Linked DNA regions of Mus musculus: region 1 is linked to region 2. The links are chromatin loops, found by intact Hi-C in ENCODE. Cell type or tissue: left cerebral cortex. All regions are shown on one strand. Links, peaks and the distances in the headings refer to the core of each region. The heading gives the core; the rest is flanking DNA.

The links. Peaks named below come from ENCODE experiments on the same cell type or tissue, not always from the same donor. Only the 100,000 strongest peaks of a DNase experiment are listed, where the experiment ranks them.
Region 1: it touches region 2 in a loop (2.0-fold over the local background); 3 of 42 quality-filtered maps call a loop at or near these places.

What each region holds. Positions count from the first base shown.
Region 1 is chr4:136,988,636-137,004,207 of GRCm38, reverse strand. It overlaps Zbtb40 (zinc finger and BTB domain containing 40), which reads left to right. Exons shown (of 19, transcript NM_198248.1): 6 at 2,815-3,007; 7 at 3,234-3,314; 8 at 4,596-4,732; 9 at 5,510-5,711; 10 at 6,254-6,387; 11 at 8,015-8,183; 12 at 8,496-8,957; 13 at 9,657-9,863; 14 at 12,546-12,710; 15 at 15,443-15,572. Among named protein-coding and RNA genes, the nearest start is that of Gm23834, 29 kb to the left of the region's middle. In left cerebral cortex, for the core only: no CTCF peak of the experiment used is centred there; DNase peaks (open chromatin) are centred at 6,066, 6,768 and 7,178.
Region 2 is chr4:137,037,348-137,052,919 of GRCm38, reverse strand. It overlaps Zbtb40 (zinc finger and BTB domain containing 40), which reads left to right and starts at 4,225. Exons shown (of 19, transcript NM_198248.1): 1 at 4,225-4,274. In left cerebral cortex, for the core only: no CTCF peak of the experiment used is centred there; DNase peaks (open chromatin) are centred at 8,159, 8,321, 8,885 and 9,399; H3K4me3 peaks cover 449 bases; H3K27ac peaks cover 809 bases.

The DNA.
Region 1 (15,572 bases), core at 5,884-8,383, 47 kb after region 2:
ATCTGTGATGGTTTTTTTTTTATTGTTGTTGTTCAACACTTTTACGAGAGCCTTGTGGCCTTTTTGCTCAGAAAATCCATTGACAAACCAAGAATGAGCAAGGGAAGTGGGAGCCCCAGGCACATAGAGCATCACTAGGGCTGACAAGGCCAAGATCTGGCTACAGTGGGAGACCCCATCTCAAGATACAAAGTCAAAATTGATAGAACAGGACACCCAATGTCTTTGCATGAACAGTGCACGCACGCATGCACACACACACACACACACACACACACAGAGCACAGGAGTATGAGCATGTATGCACACAAAGAATTTAACAAAAACCAACCAAACAAACAAACAAACAAACAAACCACACAAAGCTGAGGGGCACACACTGTAATTTTAGTACTCAGTAGGCTGGTGCAGGAGGATTTCCCTGTGCCAACCTGGGCTGCAGAGTGAGGACCAGGACAGCCAAGGCCGCACAGTAAAGCCGGTCTGCACAAACAAAAGGAAAGATTTTATAAGACAAATAATTTGAAAGAACAGCTTATTCTTACCTTTTTAAGTATTCCAATAAAGTGGAAGTAAATAAACAGAATTGACTTTGGAACAGAGATAGAAAAGTGTTTTAATAGTGTTAAGTGCTGTCTTGGGGTTTTACTGCTGTGAACAGACACCATGACCAAGGCAACTCTTTTTATAAGGACAACATTTAATTGGGGCTGGCTTACAGGTTCAGAGGTTCCATTATCATCAAGGTGGGAGCATAGCAGCATCCAGGCAGGCATGGTGCAGGCTGAACAGAGAGCTCTACATCTTCATCTGAAGGCTGCTAGCAGAGTACTGGCTTCCAGGCAGCTAGGGTGAGGGTCTTAAAGCCCACACCCACAGTGACACACCTACTCCAACAGGGCCATACCTTCTAATAGTGCTACTCCCTGAGCTGAGCATATATAAACCATAACAAGTGTGTGCTCATTTCTTAGTCTCAGTATCTTAAGCAGACAGAATCCAAAGAGCTGGTCAGGTATGCATTACTTACTGGATCACACCAGCCAGATCTGAGGTGCTTTCAGCTAGGTAGCACTTGAGAGGCTGAAGCAAGAGAATTGCCTTGAGTTCAAGGCCAGCCCGGGCTATATAACAAGTACTAGGCCAGTCCGGTTTCTAAAATGGTTTTCAAACAGTGCAAGCTGTTGGCAACGGACTGCACACAGGCTTGCCACTGGGGAAGAGTTTCATGGAGCTATTTCTTTGGAGAGTAAGGTTTTAAAACAGAATAGAGAAGGGACTATGACAAGTAGCAGTACTAGGGACCTGCACAGCAAAAGTCATACAGGTAGCACAGCTGCTTAGTAAGAGCAGCAAAGCTGAGCCTCATGACATGATCTCCATCACGAAGGCTTTCACCCTGGTCCTCATTGCAGCACACGGCATACATGTGTGCGTGCGTGCGTGCATGGGGAGATTTTCGTATTTGTGCAACTTGGAGATATTAGGTTATGGGAATTTTCTTATGAATCATTTATGCCTTCTCTCAGGAGTATTGCTTCTGAGTTTCCTCAAAGTCCTGAGCAGACTGCGCCTCCCGCTTCTAGGGAAATAGCCTTCTCTGGCCTATTTAAAGGTCTTCCTTGCACCTTGGAGGTTGTGACTCACATGAAAACTCCAGAGATCCCCTTATGAGGCTCTGGCTTCAAGATACTCTTGGAACATCTGCCCCTGTACTTACTCAGGAACAAGATACTCAGAACAAAGTCAACTTCAAAAGGTCAGCAGATCAGACCAGCCCCTTCCTACTGTATGATCAGGCGGTTATGTGGCGTATAAGCACATGGTATACCCCTCCAGGGAAAGATACAGCAACAAAGCTAGGTTGGCTGGAGTTATCTCTGCCGTACCTAGGGGCTTATACTGATGGACAAAGAATGCCGTGGAAAAATAATAAAAGAATGAGGTGTCAGGGCCTCCCTCAGAATAGTGAGCTCACACAAGGCCATTGTGGTGTCCTGTAGCCAAGGAACAAAAGATTAGACATATAAACAAATTCTACGAAGATATAATACAAATATTGTATTATACCAGAAATTAAATAATAACTGTAGCAGCTTTGGCCTGAGGATTTTTCTTGAGCCTAATGACAGTTGGCACTCTGACTACTAAGAGTTAATAATACACACTCTGGACATGGCAATCTGCCTAGGCTGGCTTGGAGATTTTCTTTCTGTCTAGTGCCCTTGAAACTACAAGAGCTGTCAGCCTGAGAACGGGCTGTCATTTACCATATATATTTGCTTTGGCAAAATATGCCTCTAGATTCTTAGAAGTTGGGTTATGGGGTTGATGAGGGAAAATGATTTGTAAAAGATAACTCTGTTCTACCACAGTTTATCGATGATGACTAAACTTAGGACCCCAGACATACAAGAGGAAGTTAGACATGTGCCTGGGGACAAAAATGATCTGATCTATATCCCTTGGAGCAATGTGAATCTATCCCTGCCTACTGTGTTCTGTATAAACAAAGAAACAACCTGACTACCAGTCAGTCACGGCTGCAAGAGTCTCCTGTGCCTGATTCAGTTCTTCTTCCATCACTCCTTCCCTTCTTCCCTCCTCTCTGGAACCAGGTCGACTGCTAGGGCAGCCATGGTTACACCACCCCCCCCCCCCCCCACACACACACACACACACCGGCAAGAGACTGACTTGGGAGGGTTTGGAGGTGGGCATCCTATACCACTCTCTAGCTGGCTTTTCCGGCTGTGTGTCAGATTCATTGTGAATTGCAGTAACTGGTGTCTGCTTGATTGCACGCCCCTGCAGGTGATTCAGAGCTGCTGTGAGGGCAGAACACCCAAGGAGATGATAGAGAATTTGTTGCACAGAGTGACTGAAGAGAAGACCCTGCCTGCCAAGAGTCTGGTAAAACTCCTCCAGGCTGTGAGGACAGCATTCCCAAACCTGGACCTCCTGCTGGACAATTTGCAGAAAGGAGCGGGATCAGCCGGCACCACAGGTACTAGCTAATTGTTCACTCTCTGGACAGGAGTTGCCTGTACAGAAAATCACAGCTTAAAGCTGCCTTCTGGCCCCATGCCGGGAAGATGAGACACACGTTAAGAAATGGCATTACGAAGCAAGCTCACTGTCGCAGATCAGTTGGAATCTGAGGACTCTTCTCCATTAAGCTCCCTCCTAGGGTCTCTGTGGTTTAGATTTATTAATGAGCCCTCCTCCTGCAGGCCTGGCCAGAGTCTCCTGTGAATCAGAATGGACAGATGAGCCCAGGCCAGTGTGCATTCCAGCAGACCGCGTGGATGGATGTGAGTTCAAATCCTGATTGTCCCCTTCCCAGCTGGGCGCTACAGTCCCCAAGTTCCCCCACCCCCACCTGTGGTGTCCCTTAGCTCAAGGGAGTGATCCTAGTTCAGTTCTTAGCCCAGCTGGAACTTCTTTGCCCTTTTCCCAGAGTATATATGATCAAGATAGCTTTCAGAAAAAAAAATGGATTTCTGGGAAACAGGGGAGCATTTCCCAGCTTATTATAATACTTACGCACCCAGTGGGGCAGCTCCCAAAATGGAGAAGAAAATAGGCTGTTGTCTTACTCCCCAAGTCAAGGCCATAGATTGCCTTATCTTTTAGTTGTATGGTTGCTCCATTTAACAGTATCAAAACATTCCCTTGTATTTCTAAAAACTCCAGTCTCCTTTGAAGGCTGTGTACTTTTTTATCATAAAGCTGTGCATGGCGTGTTACGTGTGCCCTGACCTGGACTGATGTATAATGGGAAGACTGGAGGCCACCGTGCCATCCATGTCTGTCTGATATTAAGCACACAGCTTCACTTTATGAACCCCACTGTCCCTGGAATGAGTGTAAAAATTGTCACATTTATTTTTGTGGCTATTGTGAAATAACACCTGTTAGACATTTAATGAAGGACCTGGCACATAGTAGGCCATCAGCAGATATTAGTTGCTGCCTTTACAGTCAGTCCCATTATCAGGCTCCACAGTGTCAGAAGTCCTTTGCCTTCAGGATTTTTTTAGGCTTAGTTTCCAGAAGTGAATTTACTGGGTCAAAGAGGAAAGTAAAAACGTAACTACATATAAAGTAAGGGGCACGCAGATTGCTGCACTTTCTTTACCTTTAAGGAAATGGGACTTGAGAAAGTAGCTGACAGTTGGGCTCAGGGGCATCTGAACAGACTGCACTCAGCTTCCCGGACGCTGCCTTGCTGGGGATGCTGGTGTTTGGGATCACCACATAGATCCTTTATAAACCAGGGCATTATGAAGAACACAGTCTGTACACCAGAGCCGCTTACAAATGCAGCGTCCTCATTACCCGCCTGCTGGGCAGTCACTGCCTTCTCCCAGCCACTAGCCTGTTTGTACGACCCTGAAGCTCTGGTGAGTCTGTGTAGACCAGAGGAGATCTGAACCCTGTGTGTGCAGCCCCAGGCTGGCCACGGGACTGTGCTCCACAGTAGAAGCAGCTCATTGCTGCTGTTCTCTCTCACTTGTCTGTGACTCTTGTCTTCTTAGAAGCTCTCGGCTGCCTTTGCATCAAGCATTATTGTTCTGATGCTGTCCTTACAGCCTCCCCTAGCCCTGATGCTTACGGAGCTGAGCTGTTGAGAAAGTACCATGAGAACCTGTCTGAGATTCTCATAGACAACCAGGTGCTGCTGAAGGTGATCTCACGGATGCAAAGCTTAGCCCCTGGAGACAGAGAGGTGAGCAGCAGGGAGGGGCTAGGAGGGGGGTACGACTATGTATACACACGCATTTCCATTTTCTATAAATACATATACACAGCTATGTTGGGAAATGCCAAGAAGGAGAACTGGAAGGTGACTCCTTTTCTAAGGGAAAGTGCCAAATAGAATAGATGCGGTTTCTGATGTTAACGTTTTGTTTATTTAGTTTGTAGAGTGAACAGCTTGCAGGAGTCAGTCCTCTCTTACCGGGTAACTTATAGGGATCAAGCTGAGGTCATTAGACTTGGTGGCCAGCGCCGCTGCTACCTCAGCCATCTCACTGGCCTAAATAGTCGCCATTTCTGTAGTTATAAAAAACGGCACTCATGAGAAAGAATGATACGAAATCTGTCTGTATCCATGGTTGGTAGCACATGCCTGTGATCCCATCACAGAGGAGACTAAGGGAAGAGGATTAGAAGGTCAGTGCCAGCCTGAGATGTACAGGGAAATCCTGCCTAAAAACCAAACCATACAAAATCCACACACACAGACACACACACACACACACACACACACACCATTCAGCTAAAATTACTTTGTGTGAATATATGTTAAACGTCACACCAAGGGCATGATGTGTGTTAAATAAGCCTCCTACTACTCTGCTGTTTCCCTGACTCCATACCCAACTCCTGACACACAAAGCCCATTTGAGTTGAAAAGCCCTCTGCTCCCAGAACACAGGCTCACCTGTCTTGCCAGCAGCTCAGGATCAGTCTTTTACACCTATGTTTGTGCTGCACCTTGAAGGTCATGCAGACCCTCGTGAAACAGGGCTCTGGCTCGGGTGGCTTCAGTTCCCTGATGTTGGCAGCTCTGGAAAGGCAGACTCTCTCAGCAACGGCCATTTGGCAACTACTGCTAGCAGTTGAAGAGACTGAGACCCGCCCACTGAACCTGCTCTTGGAGGAAGTAGGAAAGGAGCCCGGCGCTGGGGCTTTCTTCCGGGCAGGTGAGTTGTCTTCCCTTTGCCTTGCTGTTGCCTATAGAGGCAACTGTTGACCCCCAGGAAGTAAGAAGACTCTCTTATGGTTGCCACCCATGTCCCTCCCCTCAGGAACCACAGCAAATAAGTTGCTGTGTTCTCCTTCACAGTGGGTTGACCGTAGGTGACCAAGGTGCTATGTATTTGAGGAAGGCAGGAAGAAAAGATTTTGAGTGTGTTCAGAAATGTGGCATTTGAAGAGCTAGATGGTGAATCCTGATTCAAACGTGGCACAGCACCCACGTGCGTGGGAGCATCAGGAGGTCATGCAGGCAGAGGCTTATGTGTCAGAGGAAAAGCAAGTGAGCAGTTGTGGTCAGGGATGTGGGTGCGGCCATCTGTCACTATGTATTACTGTGCTCTGGCTACAGTGCTGGCAGCCATTCTCACACCTAGCCCAAGTGAAGAGACAGATGGGCTGTATGATGGATGCGAAGAGTAGAGTGGACAGGCAAAGGAGAAAACAATGCCCCTGGTTTGACTGAGTGTCCAGTTTCCCTTCCTTTCAGTGACTGCCCCAGAGAGCACAGTATTGGAAGCCATCCTGAGGCACAGCAAGCTGCTCCGGGAAGCCATCCAGCAGACAGCGGGGTGTGAGCGCCTTTCTTCAGAGGAAGAACACCTGGCAGAGACCGTGCAAGAGGTGGGGAGCGAGGACAGGTGGAGGTTTGTGGGGCATGGAGTTGTGTAGAACTTTGCAGGGTAGATGCCTGGCACCGTCTTCCTTCTCTGCAGCATGCCTACTGCACCACTAGCCCTTCAGCACCTTTGCCCTTTAGCTTTCCAGCCCTAAGTGGCAGGTGATGTCATCCCCTTTACAGAAGCTCGGGCTTGCACGGTTGTGTTTCTCATGGTGAGTAAGCGGTAACCCAGTGTCCAACCCCAGAGGGCACATCTTAGAATGGCTGGGACAACTGAAATGGTGACTGTGTCTACTGTACTCTCCCAAGCAGCTAGTCTCAGATGCAGGAAGTTGGTCTTAATGTGTGCTTTCTTCTACTTCTTGGAAGAGCCAAGATAAACATAGATAGAGCAAAGCTTTGCCCATATGGGGCAGCAAATAGTGCCAGCTCATTTTCTGCGAGGCATCTCATACTGACCAGCATCCCAGAAAAATCTCCATGGGGGCTGAGGAAGACTAAGAGATGTCTAAATCCTGTCACGTACATCTGGAACAGAGAAAGATAATGAACATGAAATTAAACTATAGATGTACCTGGGGTGTCCTTTTGATCCGCATAGACAGAGGGCAGGTTTCTAACCATCCCCACCGGTGACAGCCCCTCCTCAGTCTGGCTCTCAGACAGGAAGAAGGCAGCACATGCTCCCACAGAGCTCCAGTGGCAAGGCTCATCTGCCCACCTCTCTCCAGAGTGCCACACACTTCAGAGCTGGGGCCTCTGCAGTTGATCGTTTTAGCCTCACTAATTAGTCCCCTGCCTGCCTGCAGGGACATCAGGTTTATTTAGATAGACTTGAAACGAGCGAAAGTAAAATGTCTTCCGCAGTGAAAGTTCCATGTGGCCATCTGTGATGGTCTTGCTTTATTTTCTCAGTGTGTGCTGACTCTCTGCCCACAGTTCCAGCATTCTGAAAGAGGACAGCTTTGAAATCATTTTCCTGGCCTCTTTAAAGCCCCTATTTGAACCTGCTTTAAAACGCCGAGTTTCTTTATGAAAGAAAATGATGTTTAAAAGGGTACATCTAAGTGTCTAAAAATATGAAGCCACTCTTCATGCAGAATTACTTCTAGACATGGAGACAATTATATATTATGAAAAATTATCTTGATCTCTACAGAAGCAGCTGCTGCCAAATGCTGTAGCCCACCCATCACCATCCCCCTCCTGTGGTGACTTCTAGAATCCTCTACCCCTCCCCCCAGGCTTCCTGTGCTCACTTCTGGGATCTTACAGCCCCTCTTCCCGGGCTCACTTCTAGAACCCTATAGCCTCTACCCCGACCCCCAGCCTTACTGTGCTCACATCTAGAAAGGCTCTTTGGGAGGTGCCTGGTGCTGAGCCACAGTTCTTACAGGAAACATGGTGCCTCCGTTTGTTCTCTGCACAACTTGGTATGTGCGTCCCTCATTTGCATTTTGCTTATTTTCTTATCCTCTGAAAAACAGGGTTCTCTACGTGTCTCAGAGAGAAATATAAACCACCTAAAGATGGTGCTGTGTCTTCTAGAATTCAGTGTTTCTGCCCTGATGTTGAAGATCACGGAGACAATCTGATGTTAACGAAGCTTGGTGTCTGGTTTTCGTTTAGATGCTGAGCATATCCTCCGAGACAGTGAGCCCTGAAGCCTCCCTGAGAGCGGTGCTGAGCAAAGCCATGGAGAAATCTGTCTCGGCCTCTGTGGTCTGTCACCTCCTCTGCAGTGTCCACAAGTCTTTCCCTGGCCTGCAGCCCCTGATGCAGGAGTTGGCACATGTTGGTAAGGAGCAGGGTTTGAGGGCCTGCTAAACCCCGGGGCACTTTCTATATTGAGGAGAAGAAACAGTTGCTGTAAGAGGATGCCGTGCTTCAAGATATTTGCTCCTTTTGTGTGCTCTTGGTACCTAACAGCCAGGAGTGCAGGTGTGACATGGCTCTACTTGTGTTTAGTGGGAAGTAAAGATGACAGCTATATGACTTCTGAGTTTCCTGAGGACCTAGTTAATCTCCAGTCTCCTCTAAGGGTGTGTTAGGGAAGTTGCAAAGCATGATAGAAGCCGAGCCCTGGAGCTGTGCGTCTTCTCCTGCGCAGGTTTCCTTACCAAGGAAAGCGGAGAGGAGAGGTGGAAGGTGACTGATGGCCTTCACCCTGGAGCCAAGGACAAAGTGGAGGAAGTGGCCAAGGCAACCGGAGAAGACTGCCAGGCCAATGAACAAAAGGAGCAGGGAGAGCCTGGGCCCGTGCCAGAGCAACCGGAGAAAGACACTTCTGCCTCCCCAGACTCTGCCAAGAAGAGCTTCGTCTGCAAAGCCTGTGATAAGAGCTTCCATTTCTACTGCCGTCTGAAGGTGCACATGAAGCGCTGCCGGGTGGCCAAGAGCAGGCAGGTGCAGAGCGAGGAGGGCAGCGAGACCAAGGGCTCGGAGAAGGGGCTGGAGAAGCAGCAGCCGGACGCCCGCGGCACAGGTGGGGAGCCCGATGCCCCCAAGAAGAAGAAGAAGCGGCTGCCAGTGACATGTGACCTCTGCGGAAGAGAGTTTGCCCATGCCTCAGGTATGTTAGAAGGCAGCCATGGCTGTAGATGCTGTCGCTTGGGTTCCGGCATGGCAGTGTGAGCACCCTGAGTGCGGATGTCTTCAGCACTAGGACAGCTTCATAGAGGTATGATGGTATCCTGAGAAGAACACAGGCACTGGATTGGCCCCCAGAACTTTGCTCTCCCAACTGTTAGGGAGGTTCCTCACCACACCTTTCTGTACTGTTAGGAAGTCTGAAGATAGAAGAACTAAGTGCCTAGCACCACGCTCACACACTGGCAATTACAATAATTGTAGCCAGATGTTGAACATCTGGCTTGTGGGTACCCACATCCCATTTACTTATTGATAAACTTATTGATATGGAAACCCCAGGCATTACATCAGAATCATTTTTTGCCTTGCCCCAGATGTCAGGTAAACCTAATGAAACTTAAAAAGTGAGTTTTGTTTCCTCATTTGCGAGTGGAGAGGAAGATAGGCTAAAAATCTCTGAGCCAGATTCAACCAGGAGTGAAGCTAAGATGACTGGGAATCCAGAAGTGGACCAATAATGGCATGTGAGTGTCATGGCAGGATGCTGAGGCTGGGGTAGCCTGGTCTCCTGTGGCTGAAGCATGAGCCTGGCGAGGGCAGCTTGTTTGAGCATCCTCCAGCCAGGTTCCTCACGCTGGCTGACTGCAGTGTCTCTTCTGGGTCTGGTACCCTTGCCTAGGCATGCAGTACCACAAGCTGACCGAGCACTTCGACGAGAAACCTTTCTCCTGTGAGGAATGTGGGGCGAAGTTTGCAGCCAACTCTACCCTGAAGAACCACCTGCGCCTGCACACCGGAGACCGCCCGTTCATGTGCAAGCATTGCCTCATGACCTTCACGCAGGCCTCCGCCCTGGCTTACCACACCAAGAAGAAGCACTCGGAAGGTGAGGGACACCCTTCCTTCTCCTGCAGAGTGCCTCTGGGGGAGTGGAGGCAGGCACACTGGGTAGGGAGGTAAAGCAGAGGTAACCGTGTTTGCGCAGGTATAGAAAGCTTTCCCTGAGGGTTCCTGGAGAGCTGGCTGGAGCAGCGTTAGGACCTTATGGTCAGAGTTAGAGACAGCAGGGAATTTTTTTTTTCCTTAGGATAGAAGCAGGAGAAAGACCTGACGGATTACTTCTGTGAGCAGGCCGTGCCGAGTGCCAGCTGACTAGCCTGGATCCTTCCATCTCTGTAACTGCTGGCCTGAGGGATGGGGTGGGGGTGGGGCGGGCCAGAGACTGCTGAGATTGCTGTCAGTGTATCCCAGAGAGGCATCCCAGGAGGGTAGAGGAGAGCATGATGGGGACCAGTGTAGTGACATTGGATAAGAGCTCGGAGCTCCTGGGTGCGAGTAGCCGTGCCTCCCACCGCCTTATCTGGTTGGTCTCGTCGTCTCTCTGGCTCAGCACTGCCTTTCACTTTAATGCAAAAGCTTGGCAAGCCATGTCCCTGCTCAACACACTGGCTTTTCGTCGTCAGGGGGCAGCGTGAGTCCTGCAGCCTGCAAGGCCAACCGTGCTCAGTCCCTTACTGCACTCTGTGCTGCTCTCTTCACGTCTGTTCACTCTCACTCTTCTGCATGCGTTGGGCCCTTATCAGCCTCAGGCTCTTCCTTCAGGGCTTCTGTTCCCTTTCTTAGGCTCCTCCCTTCAGACGGCTCTGCCCCTCTTCCCGGCTCCAGGCTCACCTTCTTGTGAGCTCTTTGGCCTCCTTAGTGGAAACTGTTGTCACTTGTTTCTCTGCTTTCTCCACATGTGCCATGTGCCAGGCATCTGCACCATAGTTCACTTAGTGCCCTGGTTAGTGCCCCAGTAGAGCACAGGCTCTGGGAAGATGGGGCTGCTCGTCTCTTAGGGAACTTGGAACAGTGATTGGCAACAGAAGGCCCTCAAGAAACACTTGCTTGCCAAGCAGTGGTGGCACACACCTTTAATCTCAGCCCTTGGAAAGCTGAGGCAGGCAGATCTCCAAGTTTGAGGCCAGCCTGGCCTACCAAGTGAGTTCCAGGACAGCCAGGGCTATACAGAGAAACCCTGTCTCAAAAATCCTAAAGAAAAGAAAAGAAAAGACAAACAGACGTACTGAGTGGGTCTCCTGAGTGCTGTTGTAAACAAATGATTGGCACTTACATTTCAGTGGCAAGATGGACAGCAGACATGTGACAGAATGGAGAGAGGGTCATTGTGTGGTGGAGACTAATACATGGAAGCAGTGGGGAAGAACAGAGTGGGGTACGCTGGTCTCACCATCAGGGATGCCCTCAGAGACATGAGCAATCCAGAGGGACAGCTGGAAGAAGGGCCACACCCCTTCTTAGTGCAAGTGAGCTTTGGACCAGAGAGAGCTGGAGGCAGAATCATGAGGTCGGCATTAGGAGGCAGTGTTCAGTCTCGCTGTCAAAGGCGAGGGCCTGCCGGGTTTTCATAGAAGCCAAGGAAAGAACTTTGGTTGTCTCTTCTTAAAATAACACATGTTGTTACCACTGTGGAGTTAGAACTTATTTTTAAAAGGGTCCTAAAAGCTAAGGGTTTCATCAGAGATGGAGTCATCAGAGTTTGGGACTCTAGGAGAGACCTGGTTCTTGACCTGTGCGGCTTCTAGGTACTGCCTTGACTCTGGGCCATATCACTCCAGCCTCTACACCTACTGGACTCTGTCCTCCCTCATAGCTGGGATTCCTTTAGGATATCTTCCCTGGGTAGGCTAGCACAGTCTGTCATCACAAGACATTTGACTCAGCCACAGCAGTGACTTATAAGGGGCCAGTCACAGGTTCTTGCTACAAGCCACCATAGAGTAGGTAACAGTGATAGCGGCTAGGATTCACACTGTGTGTATGTATTTGCACGCATGTATGTGTATGTACAAAATCTTACTTTAGAGCCTAGCCAGTGAAAAGATGAGAACGAAGCTGCCTGCTCCAACCGCATGGGACCTAGCTTTGGGCTTGCTAGTCCTGAGCCCCTTCTGCACAAAGGCGGCTTCCTGGCCTGGGAGAAAGGAGCTGGGGGCCTGGTGGCAGATACTGGTTCTCCTGGCTGGCTTATCCCATTTTCTAACTTTGCTCATGCCCTAGAGCACAGTGACCACTGCAGTGGGTCACCGGAAGGCTTTGTCCCCTCCAGATCTCTAGCTCATCCTTGTAGTACTGGGAAGCCACACTAGATATTTGGTTGTTATTTGCTTTGTTCTGTTGCGAGACAGGGTCTCCCGTCGCCTAGGTTGTTTTGCAAGGAGAACAAACTGTGCTTTGCAAGATCTAAGTCACATTTCTGGACAGAAGGACCTTTCTGTTGCTGGAAGGGGGTGAGGGGGGTATCTTCCTCTGTGGAAGCCTGATAAACAGACAGGCTCTCTTGGAGGCCGGAGCTTTGTTCCCATCCAGTTGTGCTCACCCGCACTGTGATGGGGCTGTGTTTGTGAGGTATGTGCGTTTGATGAGCTACCTCAGACTTATCCCACACTGCCTGAGGTAATGTCACCTGCCAGTGACATTTCTCTGGTGTGTGCTTTCTAGTTGGCTCTGTTTGCAGGAGTGCCCATGAGTTTGGTATGTGCTCTCACTCACTCCTGTGCGTTTGCAGGGAAAATGTACGCGTGCCAGTACTGTGACGCCGTGTTCGCCCAGTCGATCGAGCTATCCCGGCATGTGAGGACCCACACCGGGGACAAGCCATATGTCTGTAGGGACTGTGGAAAGGGCTTCCGGCAAGCCAACGGCCTCTCCATCCACCTGCACACCTTCCACAGTACGTACTACAACAACTGCCTCAGGCCACACTTGGCACTGAGGAGACCTATGCCAGTCATAGCAGAGCTATCACTGTGCCAGAGCAGGGTCCCATTTGGGGCCCTCTCCTCCCAATTCTGTAACGCTCACAGTCCTTTAACAAGAATCCCTTCTGAGCATATTGCTGTGCTTCCTGCTTCTCTGCCCAGCCAGTCTCCTTGTCTCTTTAGCTCGCCTTACAGTGTTTGGCTGGCAGAAGCAAATTATGTTAGAGGGAGAGAATGTCTTCACTGTCATGCTCAGAGGACACTGGGACAATTCCACCAAGCCCTCCAGCTTCCATTTTCTACCCTCCCCATCTCCACATTCATCCTGTTTTTATCCCTGCTCTTGCTAAAGAAGCAAGCCTGGCTGTCCTGAGTTAAATGTTCATTGTGTTGGGCAATGCTGCCGTGTCCGCACCACACTCCTGCCTGGCATTTCTCTTCTAAGTGCCATTTGGTTTCACTGAGTTATTTGGGGTGGCCCAGCTGCCTGCCTTTCTCACGGAGCCAATAGAGACACACACACACACACCGTGACACACTATTGGTGGCTGGCACCTGACGGCCTCTCCATCCTCCCTTGCTGTAGCCGTATACTCTGAAGTAGCACAGGAGAGTCAGACAGCACGGCAGGTGGGCTGAGAGCTCCTTCCCTGAGAGTCCTGTGAATTTTGATCTTCCCACAATCTTATCCTTGGGACCTTACTTAAAATGAATGTCTTTGTCCTGCTAAGTCTCCTCTGCCCCCTTTCAAACTAAAATAAATAGTAATACCACCACCTTGGCTTGTTGGAAAAGTTAAATGAAATTCTCTTAATCAGTATTCTATTGCTATAAAGAGACACCATGACCACAGCAGCTCTTAAAAGGAAAACATTAACTTGAGGATGGCGTACAGTTTCAAAGGTTTAGTCCATTATCATCATGGCGGGGAGCATGGCAGCATGCAGGCAGACATGGGGCTGGAGAATAGATGAGAGTTCTATATCCAGATCTGCAGGCAGAGAGAGACGCTGAGCTTGGCTTGAGCGTTCGAAACCTCCCAAAGTCAGTGACACTTTCTCCAATAAGGCCACACCCACTTCAACAAGACCACACCCCCTAATCCCTGTTCAGGCATCCTCACTCCCTATTGACCAAGAATCCAAATATATGAGCCTAGGGGACCATCCTAGTCACACCACTTCAGAAATAGCACGAAGAAAGAACTAAATTCCTTGCCTGACACAGAACTCCTCAGTAAATGCCAGGGATTGGTGTCGTTGGTGATGAGCACAGCCCCGTTGGGTCCCAGATGTCACCCTCAGAGGGTATGTATGTTTCTTACATACCAGGTGCCTTGCTCCCATCCCCCTGCCTCCACTTTCTTTCTCATGCCAGTTTCCAGCTGTGGGCACAGTGTTACAGTGTATGCTCGTGTCTACAGCTCTTGTCAGTCACCCAGCAAAGACCTTACCAGAGCTCCTGTGTGTTCAGCCTATGGGAGGACTCCTGGGTTATGTCTTCAAGGAGTTAGCACGACTGTCTTGAACTCCTGACACCGTGGCCCTCGGGATGAGTGGCTCTGACACAGTGCCAATGTCTGATGTCTTCTCAACCTCAGGAAATGATGACATTTTACTTTAGTCTTCTTTCCCCAGCAGCAGGACTATCAGAAAAGGGGACACTTACTCATAGGACTTAGTCTCTCACACCCTAGAGTGCACCATTCACGCGAGCCCAGCTTCAGGCCCCGCTTTCACCTGACTACAGCTTTGCCAGTAGAAACTGTATTAAAGTGTCTTAAAAGACTGTGAGCCTGGGGTTTCCAGGGAAACTAGCCAGTGCTTCTGGAGGCTGCTGCTGGGCAGGCTTCCTAAGGAAACAGGGTTACTGGCCACACAGGTTTATGCTTAGGACCCTTCTTACGGGCAAACGACTTTATTATCAAAGTATTTTGGCTTTAAGTTGCTTTTAAGAAACAGCCTGATGTTTTCTGTCATCTAGATGGCAGAGGTGTCCATCAGTAGTAGTACTTATTTCTGAGGTCCCACTGAGGAATTGGCGTGTCCATAGGAGAATAGGTGAGACCTCTTCCCAGGAATTCCAATGAGATCCTTGGACATGATGTTGGCAGCTCTCTAAACCTTGGGTTTTTGTTTGTTTGTTTGTTTGTTTGTTTTTTCTCATTAAAGTAGGACTTACACTAGAGCCTCCTCCACCAGGCTGTGAGGGAGGCAGCACACATACAGTTCCTGAACACACCTGCCCAATATTCACGAGGAGTCTGTGCCAAGGCTTTACTGTTGGGTCTCAAGTGGGTACCAAGGAAATGTCCTCCTGCTGCCGCTGGCAGGAGACATGGTGACAATCCAGAGCGGATGTTTGGAAGGTCTGCAGGGAAATGCAAGACCCAGACATGTCACTGCAGACAGGAGGAGCAAGCATAATACTGGTAACGTAGAGAGCAGTTTGACATGTAAGACAGGAAGCGAGGGGTGGAGGTGAGCAGTCTGATGCTGTATAGATGCTGAGTCCAGAGGCTCAGAGGAGCCCTGCCTTCTTGGGCATAGGCCAAGATTGTTGTCACATTGACTTGGGGTCCTTGGACTCTGGCCCACAAGAGGTCTGAAGAGCCTTCCGTCTCGATGTGTGTGAGGTGGGTCGTGTCACTGACTGCTGCTGTCTGTTGTCTCCCTCTGCCCCGCCCCTGCGCCCTGCCTGGAAGCAGACATAGAAGACCCTTATGACTGCAAGAAATGCAGGATGAGCTTCTCCACACTGCAGGACCACCGGAAGCACATCCACGAGGTGCACGCCAAGGAGTACCACCCCTGCCCCACGTGCGGCAAGATCTT
Region 2 (15,572 bases), core at 7,584-10,083:
ATAAATGTTCTTAACTGCTGAGCGATCTTTCCACCCTCACAACCCCAGGTCCCTGAGTGGTTATGAGAGTTAAATAAGATGATTTAGACACTCACATGGCACAGCGCATGGTAGGGAGATAGGAAGAGATAAAAGACAACTGCTCTGGTGAGCAATGAGATGCTAGTGGCTGCTTTAGCTCCCATGTCCATGTTCTTGGAATGGGTTTGACACGGTGGAAACCGAAGCTCTTCATTTTATTTATCTTTTGGTGCTGAGGCTCAAACGTAGGACCACTTAAATAATAGTTGAATGTTCTAGCACTGACCCACATTCCCAGGGCTCCACTGTGGATGGGTGAACTGGAACCATGGCAGGTATCTGACAGTGGCTGGAGACCATCTCTTTTGAGATGGGAAGAATTGAAAGTCCCCAAGTGTCTTTCCCATCAAGGTCAAGGTTCTACCAACATGGAAGCACATGCTATTTTCACAAAAGTCAATGCCACTCTGAGAAAGTGAAGTTACTGTAGGGGAAGGTCCAGACACTGTTTTCTTATGGGGGCAACCAGCCAGAAGCCAGGGATGGCCTTTTCTGTAACCCTATCCTATCATGAACCCTCCTCCCAGCTTCCAAGGCGCTTCTTCCTGAATTGCAGGCGAGTCATTTCCAGAAGATTGTCTCCCGCTCAGCGCTCATCTCCGCCCTGGCCAGAGACACTTCTTTCTGCATAGTCAATGCTGAGAGGCAAACCTGGTCAAAGTGCTGGCAATAAGTGTCTGTTGAGATGGATGCCCGGCTCAACATCAGGTACCTGCATCTACCTTGCCGCCAGGGCTCAGGGAACATCTCCAAAGAGAGGCAGAACGGGAAGGAGTGCTGTGTGAGGTGCCTTTGACGAGGTCATCACACCCATGATTGCCTGCACGAGATCAAGCCAACAAGACCAGTCAGGATTCCATCAGGCCACACCAGTTAGATGCTCAAGGGGTTCCAACATTTTTAAAAGAGAAGACATGAGAGTGGGAGAGGACTCAAGGGGAGTAGGAGTGGGGAACTGGGGTGCGTTCAATTAAGATGTTTACATGTGTGAGATTGTCAACGAGTAAATAAGTAAAAGCTATTTTTTTTTAAAAATGTCTGATGCAAGTTGAACATGCTTGGGACTAGAATTATTTTGAATTTCAGATTTTGGAATATTTGCCATAGTGGATTGGGTCACATGTAAACGTGAAAGTCATGGGTGCCTCTTAGACTGAAGGCTACTTAAAATCAGATTGTCAGTGTACTCGTGTGTGTGTGTGTGTGTGTGTGTGTGTGTGTGTGTGTGTGTGTGTGTTTGCATGTATGTCTGTGTATTATGTGGGTACCTGGTCCCTGAGGGGAGCAGAAGAGGACATCAGATCCCTTGGACAGGAGTTAGATGGCTGTGAGCCACCTTTGTGGCTACTGGAAGTGGAATCCAAGTCCTCTGGAAGAGCAGCCAATGCTCTTAACCTCTAAGCCAAGGCTCTAGACCCTCCACCCATGTTTTAACTGCAATTTGCCACGTGAGACCTGGTGTGGAATTTTTCTATTTATGGCTGTATATTGTCACTGGAAATTCTTCTGAGTTGTGAAACATTTTGGACTTCAGGTTCTTAGGGATGCTCAGTGTCACGTGTCAAGCAAATGTTACCTGGAAGCTGCAGATAAGGCTCACTGACTTCCCCCCTTCTCTCCCTCCATTTTTCTCTCTGCTTCCCTCCATGCGTGTGCACTTGAATCCTAGGGAAGGCATTTTTGTTGTTCTAATTATGTGTGTATGATGTGCATACATGTGTGTGAATGCACACATATAGAGGTCAGAGGACAACTCACCTGGAGTTGGTTCTGTCCTTCCCCGTGGGTGCTGGCGATGGAACTCAGGTTAGGCTTGTGTGACAAGAGCTTTGACTCACTGCCTCATCTCCCTGGCCATGTGGTCTTTTCACCACGTGTGTATTATTTATTTGCCTGGGGGCAGACATGTGCCACAGTGTGTGTGAAGGTCAGAGGACAATCTGTGGGTATCAGTTATCTTCTTTTCGTATACAAGGTTTCAGGGAAGAAACTCAAGTTATCAGGCTTAGTGGCAAGTGACTTTACCTGCTGAGATATTTTGCTTGATACCATATATTCCTTTTAAATTAAGGGGCGGGGGAAGCTTTCAAATATCCTACTTTTGGGATTGGGAGATGTAGCTCAGTGGAAGAGCCCGTGACTATCATTTGCAAGATCTAGGTTTGATTCCCAGCACTGAAAAAGAACCTATTCTCTGCAACCACTGTCACGAAAATTATGTATGCATAGTGGCCTCTTTTCTTGTGATCCCTCCTTTTAATCCTTGTGTAATACAGAACCTGGCTTAGCAGAGGTGCTTAAAACTTGCTTGAGATGCAAGTCACCTCCATTTCTATGCAGAACAGTGGCCAGTAGCCACATTGTTCTTTAAAAACACTATAATTTAGTACTTACTTGTGGAGCACCTATGTGCTGAGCACTGTCATAGGTATTTCCTAAACCTGTCAGCTCTACATTGGGGGGGAGGGGCTCCTGCTATAAGTGGGGGATCAGTCCTCCCAACAGCCATAGGTGAAAGTCTAGAGGCTACGGAAATGATAAATCTGATGCTGATGGTGATCTGTGTGGGTAACAGTGGCCAGGTGACCGTGCACCTGGTAGGGCCCTATCAGATACTGGTTTGACTGTGGCAAGAAGGTAGTGGCCGAGTGCTGACAAACCACCGACAGGGAACATGGTGTGGCACCTTGTCAGCTTGACACAACCTAGAATCTCCTGGGAAGCGTCTCCCTAGGGGATTGTCTACATTGGTTTGGTCCCTGTGTGTGTGTGTGTGTGGGGGTATCTTGAGTAAACCAATGTCAGAATACTCAGTCCACTGTGGGTGGCCCCATTCCCCAGGCAAGGAGTCTTGAACTGTGCCTGCAATCCAACTGGGCACAAGCAAGAACATGCATGCATTCACTTCTCTCTGCTCTATGGATGTGGTGTGATTAGTGGTTTGAAGTCTTTGTCTTGCCTTGACTTCTCCAAGGTGGTGGACTAACCTGCAATTGTAAGCTGAAAAAAATCTTTCCCCCCTTGGTCCTCCTCCTTCTTCCTGGTCTTATTATGTAGCTCTGGGTGTCCTGAAACTACACACACACACACACACACACACACACACACACACACACACACACACACATCAAGGTAGCCTCACAATTCAGAGATCTGCCTGCCTCTGCCTCCAAAGCACCAGGATTAAAAGATGGGTCACTAAGCCTGACTCATTAGACTTTTTTTTGGGGGGGGAGGGGGTTCAGGATATTTTATCACAACAAAAATTAACTAGAACAGCTGCCCAGAGTGCTCTAATGACCCAGAGTGTTCTAATTATTTATCTTCAGCAGTAGCTGCAAACTGCAGTCACAGTATTAGATGACAGAAATTTGAGTGACAGCTCTGCTCCATAGGTTCGGTTTCTGTTTTAAAGGTATTGCATCAAGTCGAGCTGACAGCGACAGTGCTGGGGACGACTGAATATTGTCATTGCCCATGGAACAGCTGTAATCACATTGGGAGCTAGACATAGCAACGAGAAGCCTGGATCTCGGACAAATGGGTCTCCATGTGATGCAGGGACAGCTCTCATGACCAGTGCCAATGGGGCTCATGTTAACTGGATCCGATTCACATCCATTTGACTGCCAGGACACTGGACTCGGGGTTCATAACCAGCGTGTGGTGCTATAGGTTAAAACGTGAGAGGATAATGGCAAAAGAAACCCCGTGTACACCCATACCAAGCCCAGTCCAGAAATCAGTCTCGTTCTCGCCCTGCACATGACTGTTTGTTACAAAAGAAGGAAAGAAATCTTTGTCGTCTCTTCGCAGCAAACCTCAGAAGTGGCTAGGTAAGGGATGGATCATGCTATGGAACATGCTAAGGAAACATCTCCCAAGGTACTGTGAGGCGAAGGTCAAAGGTCAAGAGCAGACCAGGTTCCAAACTTGGAAGCCTGCCATTGGTAGAAAGCGTGCACGTGATGCAGGGACAGCCTTCTCGCGAGACCGTCCCCCAGCACGTGACTACGGCGTGCGCACATCCGGGCTACGGCCCTCGGCGTTTTCCCCGGCCCCAAGATGGCTGCCTTTTGGCGTCTCCAGCGCTGTTGAATGGAGAAAGCTTTATTGTTCCCTTCGGGCAGGAGTGTTCGTGTCCTCAATGGCGCTGTCAATAAAGAACGGCAGTTTGAATCGGTGCTGAGCAGGTAACCATAGAAACGGCGCTGGGACTCTGCGCGGAGACCCCTGTCGCGGCGGAGGCTCCCGAGACTCCCTGAGTGAGGGGCGCCCCAGGACCCCTGGGGGACGCAGGGGATGCGCGGAGCGAGCTCCGCCTGGCTCGCGTCGGTCACAGCCGCCGCCGTCCGCTGTCCTCGGGACGTGGCCCCCGGGAACAGCCCTCACTTCGGGCGCAGCCTAGGTTGTTGCGTCCCGTGGAAGGACGCGGGACACTGCCTGGCATCTGCGGCCCTCACTCCCCGGCTCCCGGGCTGTGCTGCGGACGCCCCGGCCCAGAGGGCTCCCTCCCATCTCTGCTCTCAGCTTTTGTTTATCCGCTGTAAAACAGTTGCGGGGAAATAGAAGTCGTGGGAAATAAAACTTCAGCTCCCAGCAGTGAAGTTGCACGGAGACGCAGCTATGGTCGTTTTTTGTTTTCTTTTTAACGGGTTGTCCGGCCGCTCGCCTGCCGCGGGGCGGGGGAGTGCGCGCAGTTGCCCCGGCTGCTTTTCGGCTTTGATGGAAAGGTCCATAAAGCCAGAGTCATTTCTCTCCGGCGCTTTACAGAAGTTTGCCAATCCTGGCCCGAGGCACAGTTGACACGATATGTGACTAGCTTCCATGATGCCGTCAAGCTAGTGGTCTCTCATTCCTTACAAAGCTATCACCCGCCCAGTGTGTGCAATTGGCCATCTATTTTATGTCTCTACGTAGCTTTGCAGTGTATTTTCCCTGCACAAAACGTGAAGTGTGATTAGGGTGTGCTAGCTTATAGGGCTGGCAATGTGAGGCTGTCGCTGGGAAATCCCCCTTGTATGATAGCCTAGGTCACATTACCTCAAACTGTAAGTTTTCTCCCTCTGGGAGTGCTCTTCCTTGGAATTGTATCCAAATCTTGGTGTGGGTTATAGCTGTTTAAGCAATCAATGTAGGGTTAGGGTTAGGAAGTGCAAATTTTCAGTGCTTGGCATAAATTATGCTCAATGTAGACATGGTTCTTCGGTGACAGGTTCCCATTCTGTCTTGTGCTTGTTTTGACACAGACCTCATGTAGCCCAGGCTGGCCTGGAAATAAATAAATATACGTATATGTATTTGTGTGTGTGTATATGTATACACACATATTATATATATACATATATATATATATATATATATATATATATATATATATATATATAGGCTGGCCTGGAAATAAATACATATACATATATGTATTTGTGTGTGTGTGTATATGTATATGTGTGTGTATATGTATGTATATATATGTATATATATATATATATGTATATGTATATATATATAGGCTGGCCTGGAAATAAATACATATACATATATGTATTTGTGTGTGTATATATACACATTTATGTATATATGTGTATATACACATGTATATACGTATGTGTATACATATATATGTATATGTACGTGTGTGTGTGTGTGTGTATATATATATATGTATATATATATATACACACACACATATCTCCAGTTGGTTGGTCTAGAGCTCCTGCTCCTCCAGTCTTCCTCCCAAGTGCTGAGGTTACAGGCGTGTGCCTCTTGCCAAGCTCCATCACCCAATTTTTTTTTTTTTCTTTCGAGACAGGGTTTCTCTGTGTATCCCTGGCTGTCCTGGAACTCACTTTGTAGACCAGGCTGGCCTCGAACTCAGAAATCCACCTGCCACTGCCTCCCGAGTGCTGGGATTAAAAGTGTGCGCCACCACGCCCAGCTATCCATGACCCATTTAACAGTTATTTTGGTTTTTTTTGTTTTTTACACCTATGCTTGCATGAGTTTAATCAGTTGTTCAGGTGCTTCTACTATGTGCAGGTATGATTCCTAGAAATGTGTTATTACACAAGAGGACCACGACTTTTGCCTCTTTGTGGAATTTAAATTCTTCAAAGGGCTTCGGTAATGTATAGGTGCACAGAAATAATTCTCCTTCTTTAAAAAAAAAAAAAAAAAAAAAAGGCCTGCTGTGCAGCCCAGGCTCACCTTTAACTTGAGATCTTCTTGCCTCAGCCTCCAAATGCTGGAATTACAGTTGTACATCACCCTGCCTGTCTGGCAAGAATGAATAATTTCAGATACCTATCTCATAGCATCCTAGCAATTAAATAAGTAGCTAACGCTCACTGAGCAATTTCTTTGTGCCAGGTACTGGCACTAAGGCTTAATATGAACTGTCAGCCTGTGACACAGATAGTGTTAGGATTAACATTTTACCCAGGGGGAGATGGCTGGTGTTACATGGTTTATGCATAGGGAGTGTGGAGCCGCAATAAACAGATCATGCCCTGCTGTGTTCCGTCTGTTGTCTTTCCTGCAAGCTTGTGAGGTCCACAAGAGTCATGCCACACCTTGATCTTGTGGCCTCAGCTACTAGCCAATGCCACAGCTTCATGTATCCATAGGTTCGTAAATATACACATTTTTGAGGATTCATTAAACAAATACCCGGGAATTTGTTTCACACCAAGAGCTCAGAGCTGGGTGGCTTGGTGCATCCCAGAGTGCTTTTGTTTGCTCTTACAGTCTGGACAGTGCGGCTTCCAAAACAACAACAACAACAACAACAACAAAAATCCTAATAGTTCAAGTTTTCTTTTTGGGGTGGGGGTCTTCTTGGTCATGAACTGGTAAAGCAACCTATCCTCCTGCCTCAGTGTGGAGTGCTGGGATACAGTGTGTTTGCTGGTAATTAAATCTGTTTGGAAATGCCCAAATTTGGTCCCAGATGTATTAAATAACAGTACAAATCCAGATGTTACTAGCAAAATGAGGGGTGTCAGGATAGGCGTCGGTTTTCTATCTTTTTTTTTTAGGGGGAGGAGACAGAGTTTTACTAGTGTTTAAATAGAGAACAGCTTTCTCAAGTGGAATTTAATTGTTCTTCTAAGCTATTTAAAAATTAAATTAATTGTGTGTGTGTGTGTGAGAGAGAGAAAGAGAGAGAGACACACACAGACAGAGACAGAGACAGAGACAGAGAGAGACAGAGACGGGGGAAGGAGGAGGCTGGGAGAGAGGAGAGTGTAGCCGGTCAGTGTGGGAGCCTGACTGCAGCAGTGTGACTGAGAAGGAAGAACAGCTTACAGGGCTTGCTTCTCCCCTATGTTGTGCCACCGTGAGAGGCTGAGCTCAGATGACAGGCTTGGCAGCGGGTACCCTTAATCCACTGAGCCATCTCATCAACCCAGAATTTCGTTTTTAAAACCAAGCTAGACAATTGTCTACACAGAAAGTTTTTAATCGTTTTAGTGTTTTAAGCTTGGAGTGTGTGTGTTCCTCAGTCGGAGACACCTGAATTTTGAGGGGTGTCGGGAATGGAACCCAGGCCTGCACCACACCAAGCAAGTGCTCTGTGCCTGAGCTACACCTTTGGCACCAATATCTGCATTTTCTTAGGGATTTCTGGGGAAATGCTGCATGCTGCCTACAGGGTGTGTTTGCAGTTGATTGTGGACTTCCTTTCAAAATCTTCTTAATAAAGTTGCATCCTTTAAGCCAGGCTTGGTGGTGCACACCTTTAGTCTGTGCACTCAAAAGCAAGAACAGGGTGGATTTCTGAGGCCAGCCCAGAAAAAAAAAAAAAAGCAAGCATCATGAGGCTCTGTCTCACAAACAAACAAACAAACAAACAAACAAACAAACAAAAAACCCAAAACAAAACAAAAAAAAGCATAGCTTCCTGTATTATGGTGTGGAATACTTGAAAAGCACCAGGCCTTTGGAATAGGTTTGAACAGAGCGTGAGCATGAGCAACCACAGGCTGTGCTAAGCTGAGGGCTTGCTGGAGCTGTCACGTGGAAGAATGGGTGTCAGGTTTTGCTTTAAACTGTATGCAGTAACCGTGTTGGGCATGTCATCAGAAGATGTCACCCAGGCCAGAGAATGGATCTGGGAGCTGGCCGCAGAGTGGCATGTTAATGCAGTGTTGAACTGCAAGCCCAGAATTAAATTGCTATTTTGGGTCTGGGTGGGACCTTCCCCTCTGAGCTCTGCTGTTTCTGCTTTGTGATTTGGGTCTGTTGGGCTCCAGTAAAGAGGAGGTGGTGACGCCAGCTTTGAAGCAAGGCCTGAGACTGTGGGAGGGGCCAGGGCACACCAATTTGTTTTTCAATCTATTTTATTTCAGTTCAAAGCATCAGTGCAGACAGCAGCCCAGGAAAACAAGCTGCACTTTGGCAACACTCAGCTGCGTTTGGAGATTGAGGAAGGCTGGGAGGAACCGAAGTACGGCTTGTTTTCCTGGGCTGTCTGTCTGAGATGATGCTCTGAACTGAAGTAAAATAGATTGAAAAACAAATTGGTGTGCCCTGTTGCCTCGTCCGTACTGAGGACGCACATAACCCGTCCCGGCAACCACCTGGGCTGACACCCTGGGGGGCGGCACCAGCCCTCAGCCTTCCTCAACTCTCAACCCTGGGAGTGCTTTGGTTTCCCCAGGAAATTGAATAGGGGAATGTGCTTCTCTGGTTCCAATTGCTTACCTTGCAGAGCCGTCATCTGGGTAATGTGGAGAAGCGAGCTTACTAACCGCATCGGAAGGAGTTAAATATTAAGGACATTTACGCTCAGAGATGAAGCTGTCATTTTTTTTTTTAAAGCTGTACAGAGGCTACTGTATTTCATTCGCAGAAAGCACACTGTGAGGCCCTGGCAGCCCTCCAGAGAACGGAGGGCGGGCGAGGAAAGAAAGCTGCCTTCCTTCTCTTTCCTTGATGTTGTTTAACTCAGATCCCAGAATCTCGACACCCAGTAACTCCTTTCCTTAACCAGAGTAAATACAGTAGAACTAACGGATCCACAAAAACCCAAGGTCTTTAATCTCCAGAGAAATAGTGACTCTCAGTGGACCCATGCGTCCTTTGAAGATGCCTAAGAATCCTCACCAATGCCATCCATTCTTCCTCAAGGAGAGCGTCACTTTAATCAGACCTCACAGGGTCCTTGACCTCTCAGAAGGAGCAGAGCTGATAATGAATGTCGTATGTCAGTAACAACCAGAGTGAAGTTACACAGCCAGTCACTTTGTACAGGTCTGTGACCTTGACCTCTAGAGTTCCGAAAGTGCCTGTTTAGGTTTTGTTTCTTGTATGAAGTGGTCGGACATAATTGGCAAACTTAAGGACATGCGCATGCTTCAAAAATGCCTGTGAATGTTAGGACCTTACGGGAGACTAGTGAGCAGTGAGTGGGTAGTGACGCTTAACAACCTCGTTAGCAGATCCTGCCGGCCTGCCTGCCTTTCTTTTTTGAGATGGGTTCATGTGAGGCAGGCTGGCCTTGAGTTCCCTATGTCAACAAGGGTGATCTTGAATTCCTGATTCTCTTGCCTTTTCATGCCAATACTGGGATTACTGTACGGTGGCCCACACTGTTGTTTTCTCTTCTCTCCTTTCTTTTTCTTTCTCTCTTCTTTTCTTTCTTTCTTTTTTAAAAATAGATTGGATGTATTTCTCTTTAGCGCAAGGGATTAAACTCAGAACCTTGCACATGCTAAGCATGTAGCCTGGCATATGGCTTCGTCACTGCTAATCTTTTATATGGTGTGATTTTTAATGTGTTCAACATGGCTGTTGACTGTGTATTACATGTCTCTAATTGGTTACATGCTTTCCTCTTTACGTCAGCAGGAGGCGGTGGTAGAAGCTGCTGTGGGTTAAGCCCCTGGTCTGTTGGTCTCGGCTTCCTTTTCTCCTCTGGCTAAAGCTCCTGTCACTCAGTGCTTTGCAACACTGCAGCAGCCTTCTGACATGCAACCGGATGCATGTTCATAGAGGCTCCTTTAGGGTGTTCATGCTAATACATCATCCCCTCAAAGGCTCCTCTGTTGTCTCCACCATTTCCTGTTGAGAACTGAGCACTTTGTCCTGTATTAGGAAGGCCCCAGTGACCACCCGTTAAATGGACACATAAACTAGAAAGGGGAAACAAGAGGGTGACAGGGGGGGGGACACTGGGAGATGTACCTGAAAGGGTCCCTGCTGTTCCACACCCAGGAACCCCTAAGTGTGCAGCTCTGCTTCAGAGCAGTTCTCTCCCTTAACCCATCCAGCAGTAGCGTGTCAGGAATAAAATGACTGTTGTTGAACACGCACAAAGTGCTATCACTGCACTAGTTGTTTCACATAATTATCTCCCGTGTGCCCCTCTGGCCACTGGGCATTAGAGACTGCTGGCCCTACCCCACCCCTTTGGTAGAGTCGCCTGAATAAGGAGTTTTCACCTATTTTATTTAGATTTTCATATTTTCTGATTTTAACTAGAAGTGGAAGCCAGTGAATACCAGTCTCACTCCAGCTGAGTCAGGGTGTCCAGGTTTGCTCCAGTAAGAGCGTGCAGCCTGTGAGCCAGTCCTCATTCCACACAAAAGCCACGCAGTGGCCCCATGTCCATTGTTCAAATTACTACAGCTTTTAGTTCTTTGGCACCGATTATTTGAACATTTTATTTTGTAAGAATTTCATACGTGAATCTCATGTTTCCATCGTTTCCACCCCACAACCTCCCCTCACTGTCTCCCGTCCCCCTCTCATTTCCATGACGTCTTTAATTATTAGTGTGACATATATGTATATAGAGAGAAGTCCAACCTGCTGAGGCCATTTTCTATTCTTCCTATGTGTTATTTTTACAATTTAAGGTCCCAATTATTAATCTACTGTTGTGGTAGTACTAGGCCTTTGAGGCATGCATGCATGGAGGTGCTTTCCACTGAGCTAGAATCAACCAGCTTCGCTCCCAGCTCCCATTTCTAAAAGTTATGAAGAAAGATTTCCAGTATATTAATGTGAGGATAAGGTCACAGTAAACTTCTTAGGCTTGCAAAAGTACATGTTGAAGGCTCCATACTAGAACTGCCGAGGTAAATGAGGCTTAGCTCTGTACAAGGCCCTCTACAGATTGCTTTTTAAATTTTCAGCCCCATTTGTCATGGGAAAAGCAGAAAAAGGGAGACAGCAGCATTCTCCTTAGCCTGGCTGTGTTCTTAGCGCTGGCACGAGCTTCCCATCCAGAATGCTGCTCACTCCTGTCCGCAGACAGCCAACCTCGCTCACGCCTCCCTGCCTCTATGTGTTCTGCCCGCTCCGGCCCCTCCCTTTGGCTTTATTAGAGCCACCAGCCATGATTGGTTTTCAAAGGGCTGCCCTGGTTCTGAGTGCCCAGCTCCTAGCCCGATGTCATGAAGGTAGAGACTTTAAAGCAGAGACAGTGAAATGTGCTCTATTAGCCTGTAGGTTTGCATGGCACTGTAACTCTGGAGCGGTTCACTGGGGGCCTGGCAGTCATTAAGTGTGATCACCCTGGACACAAGCTGCTCACTCAGCTGCCCTCTGCTGACAGTTGCCCTCAGTTCCAGTCAGGTTAAAACCAGAGGGAGACTTCTGAAGGTCAAAGTCCAGACGGTGGAGTAATTGGCCCCTAGAGTTCTGGGTTTCTTTCCTGGGCTGCGGAATGGTGAGGATGAGATTTTCCCTGTTTCCCTTTGAACATTTTTGAGCAAATAACGATGGAATCCCACAGGCTCTTCGCCAGCGTTAAAGGCAGGGGAGAAGCTACACTCCTGCTTTTTTTTTTTTTTGTTAGTTCCTTAAGATAACCCTCTTGTTATACTCCCCGGTGATGGACTGGGGGAAAGCTAGAGATGAAAGCAATTCCCAATTCTTCAAAGACAAAGGAAGAAGTTAACAGCACAGGAGAGGAGAATGGTGTTGCTCTGTGGAGCGCACACAGAGGGTACTGAGGGCCGAGTGATCTGAGGATTTCGGTAGGACACGGTGCGGAAAGACAGGCATCTAGAGTCACTCTGTGCTTCCAGCCTTCTCTACAAAGGCAGAAGAGAAGCAGATCCGGGCAGAGATAGGCCTCTTCTTCCCAGAGGGCCATGGGCTCCCTGAGAGCCAAGCGTCTTGTCTGTGTAGTGCTGGGCATCACACAGGGCATCGGACTGAGTTCAGTAGAGCTCTGCTGGGTGGACAGGCACACCCCATTCCCAGACACCACTGGGAAACAGCATGGGATCGTATGGAACACCCAAGAGATAGCAAGCCATGGAAGAGAAGAGTTTGGGCTCATGGTTTGCCCCACAGTTGGTTGGCGCTGATGATTTGGGACCTGGTGCACTAGGATCGTGCAGAGCCGACTCCACTCTCCTCTCTAGGACATGTCGCAGTGCCCAGACTTCCATACACCTCACCTTTGAGACTTTCACCACCTCACAGTAGCTCCGTTCTGAGGGTCACGCTTTTAGCATGTGGGCTTGTGTGAGCATTTAAGGTCCACGCTGTGCCAGGGCTTTGCACAGCAGAGACTAAGTAGGCTCTAACATTTTGTCAGTTTCATTGGTGCTGGGGATGGAATCCAGGGCCTCTTGATGCAGTAAGTGCTGTGCATGGGAACTTCACACCTATTTTCTGATGTCATTTAAAAACACCTTGTGTACTCTGTGTGTGGTACTTCTGAGCAGTTGTCTAGATGTAAGAGGACTAGGTTCATCTAATTTGATGGTCTCAGTCTTGGGCCTTAGAACTTTCTGGTAACATTGTCATCTCAGTGTGGGTTCATTTACTGACCACCACCCTCTGACTTGATTACTTGGGCAAATCTCTACATCTTGTCAAGCCTCCACTTCCTCAGTAGTAAGAGGTTAATATTAGTAACGGACTCACTGGTCGTACAGGATTATGCTGTCCCACTTGTATAAGATACTTATACAACTACAAGAAATGCTTAATAAGAGTTACCTACTATGGATGGGTCCCTATGGCAACCTCCCACTGTCTTCAACTTTCCAGATTGTCTTCTTCATTGCCTACCATTTAGAATAAACTGTTGGCCCCGTTTGCGTATGGGTTTCTCACCTATGGATTCAGCCAACTTGGATTGGAAATATTTGGGGAAGAGTGCACCTGTTCTGAACATGTTCCGGGTTTTCCTTTCCTGGACAATTGCCGGAACGGCACTTGCATAAGAGATGAAAGTTTACCAAAGGATGTGCATGGGTAATCCAGAGTTCTGCACAATGCTCTGTGAACTTTGGGCATCCAAAGGCTTTGATAACTTTGGGGGATTAGCGTCAACACACACAGGTACCAAAGGACAGCTATTTATTATTACGAATGTAATAAGGACTTAGGTCAGTGGTGAAACCTCTCAGCCCAGGGTTTAATCCCCAGCTCCAGTTGACTTCTCAGTGAGGAATGGTAGATATCCACAGGATGGCCTGGACCAGTTGGTGTGAGATGTAGCTGCACATGTAAGATAGGAAACAGGAAGAGCCTCTTCCTAGACTTCCATCAGCAAGGACCTTCAAGGTAAAACACTCAGCTGTGACATGTGAAAACTGGGCTGGGGCCATCTGAGTGGTTACTCGTTCCTGTTATATGCAGGGTTTGTATGAGACTCAGATTGTGGCCTAGGGCTCTTAGGAGAGGCCTCACACTATCCCATCCCCACCCCCACCCCCCTTTACTACCAGGCTTCCAGCCCAAATCAGCTGTGTGAGATGACAGTGGGAATGTATCATGTCTTTGCTCATAAAATCCGTTATGTAAATCTGATATATATCAAAGACAAAACTATAACTTAAAAATGATGATGCACAGTAGTAAGAGCAAGCATTTCAGTGGGAGAATGCTTATATTCCTCTCCTTGAAGTAGCATCCTGTGTTGGGCAGTAACAGCTCACTGTGGGCATCTGTGGTACTATAGGAGCTGTTGATATATATTGGCTTGTTCATGTGGAGTAGGTTATTCTCACAGACCTCATGAGCCAAGCAAGCCCTGATGTCATCTCCATTTTACCCACGAGGAAACTGGGTTCCCAAGCATAATCAACTTGCCTCAAGTCTTAGCTCATTAGGGCCAAGCTGATGTTCACTCCTGGGCAGCTATAGAGGGCACACTCCAGACCTTTACTGTTGAGCACACAGCCTCTGGCATCACAGTGCTTAGTGGGATACTGGGTCCCTGCCAGGCGCTTTCATTTGTACATCAGATGGGGATTTGGTATTTGGCCCTGTGTTAAATGTGTAGTCCAGATGTATTCCCTGCCGAAGAAAAATGTATTCAGATAATCAAGTTAGGAGAACTTGTAAGTCATCCAGGTTTTCAGGTCAGAGCAAAAGGCCTATCAGTGACAAAGCCAAGGGTCTTTTGTACACCTAAGAGGCTGGATTTTAAAGCATTAAAGCAGTGATTGCTTGTTGAGACTCTTGACTGCAAGATGGGAAAGTTGGCATTAAGTATAATGCAGTCACAATCCCCAGTCGCTCATTAGGCGGCTGTGCTGCTCAGGGGATTTTGCAGGGGAGTCTGTGAAGAGTAATCTTGGATGAACTGGATCAGAGCAGCGTGCCCAGAAAGGCACCTAAGTCCCGCAGAGCCTCCTTCTGTTGTAATAGCCGTGCAGAATCGCTTGTTTCTATGAATTAGTCAGCCGCTTAAGAGGGGTTGAGCAGTTTGCTACACTGTTTTGATGTTTTTGCTTCATTGTATCTTGTAGACGCCTCAAGAAGACTTTCATTAGAAACAGAGAATCTGGGGAAGCAATTAGTTGCCTACGGTGGTGGTTAAAGTCGGGGTAGGAGTCAGATGGCTGCTCCCAGCTTGGAGTTGTGGAAATCAGCCTTCCCAGTGATCTGGAGATTTCTGTTAAAATTGTAAAATAGTTTTATAGGTTTATTTTAAATGATGTGTGGATGTGTGGGTTAGTGAATATTTGTGCAGGTGCCTAAGGAGGTCTGATCCGGCATCAGAGCCCCTTGAACTAGAGTTACAGGAAGTTGTGAGCCACGGTCTCCTGGAAGAACAGATATGTTCCTAAGCATGGAAACATTGCTCCAGCCCCCTTTTCTCCGTCTTTGTTTTCTTGCTGGATGTGGCGGTGATGCTGGAGATTATCGGGGGCTTGATTGATAAGCACTTGCTGTGCTCCTGACAGGCAGTGCTTTGGCTGCGTTCACCCAGCCTTTCAGTAGCCCTGTTTGGGAGGTGCGGAACCTGAGCCCCACACAGGTTCCATCATTTGTAACACAGTTACAATTGGGATTTGCACCACCTGTGTAGTTTGGTTTACTACTGAACCACACCTGGGGAAAGAGAACTCTGTCTGATAAGATGCAGTTGGGCATTTGTGGGTAATGTAAGAAATTTATGACTTCTCTTTCCCTGAATAATTTGGGCCTAAACCCCACCCTTACACATAAGGATATATCCTGGCAGTGCCTTGATTACTGAGGTTTGCACATAGCAGGAGTGTAAATGTTTAGTG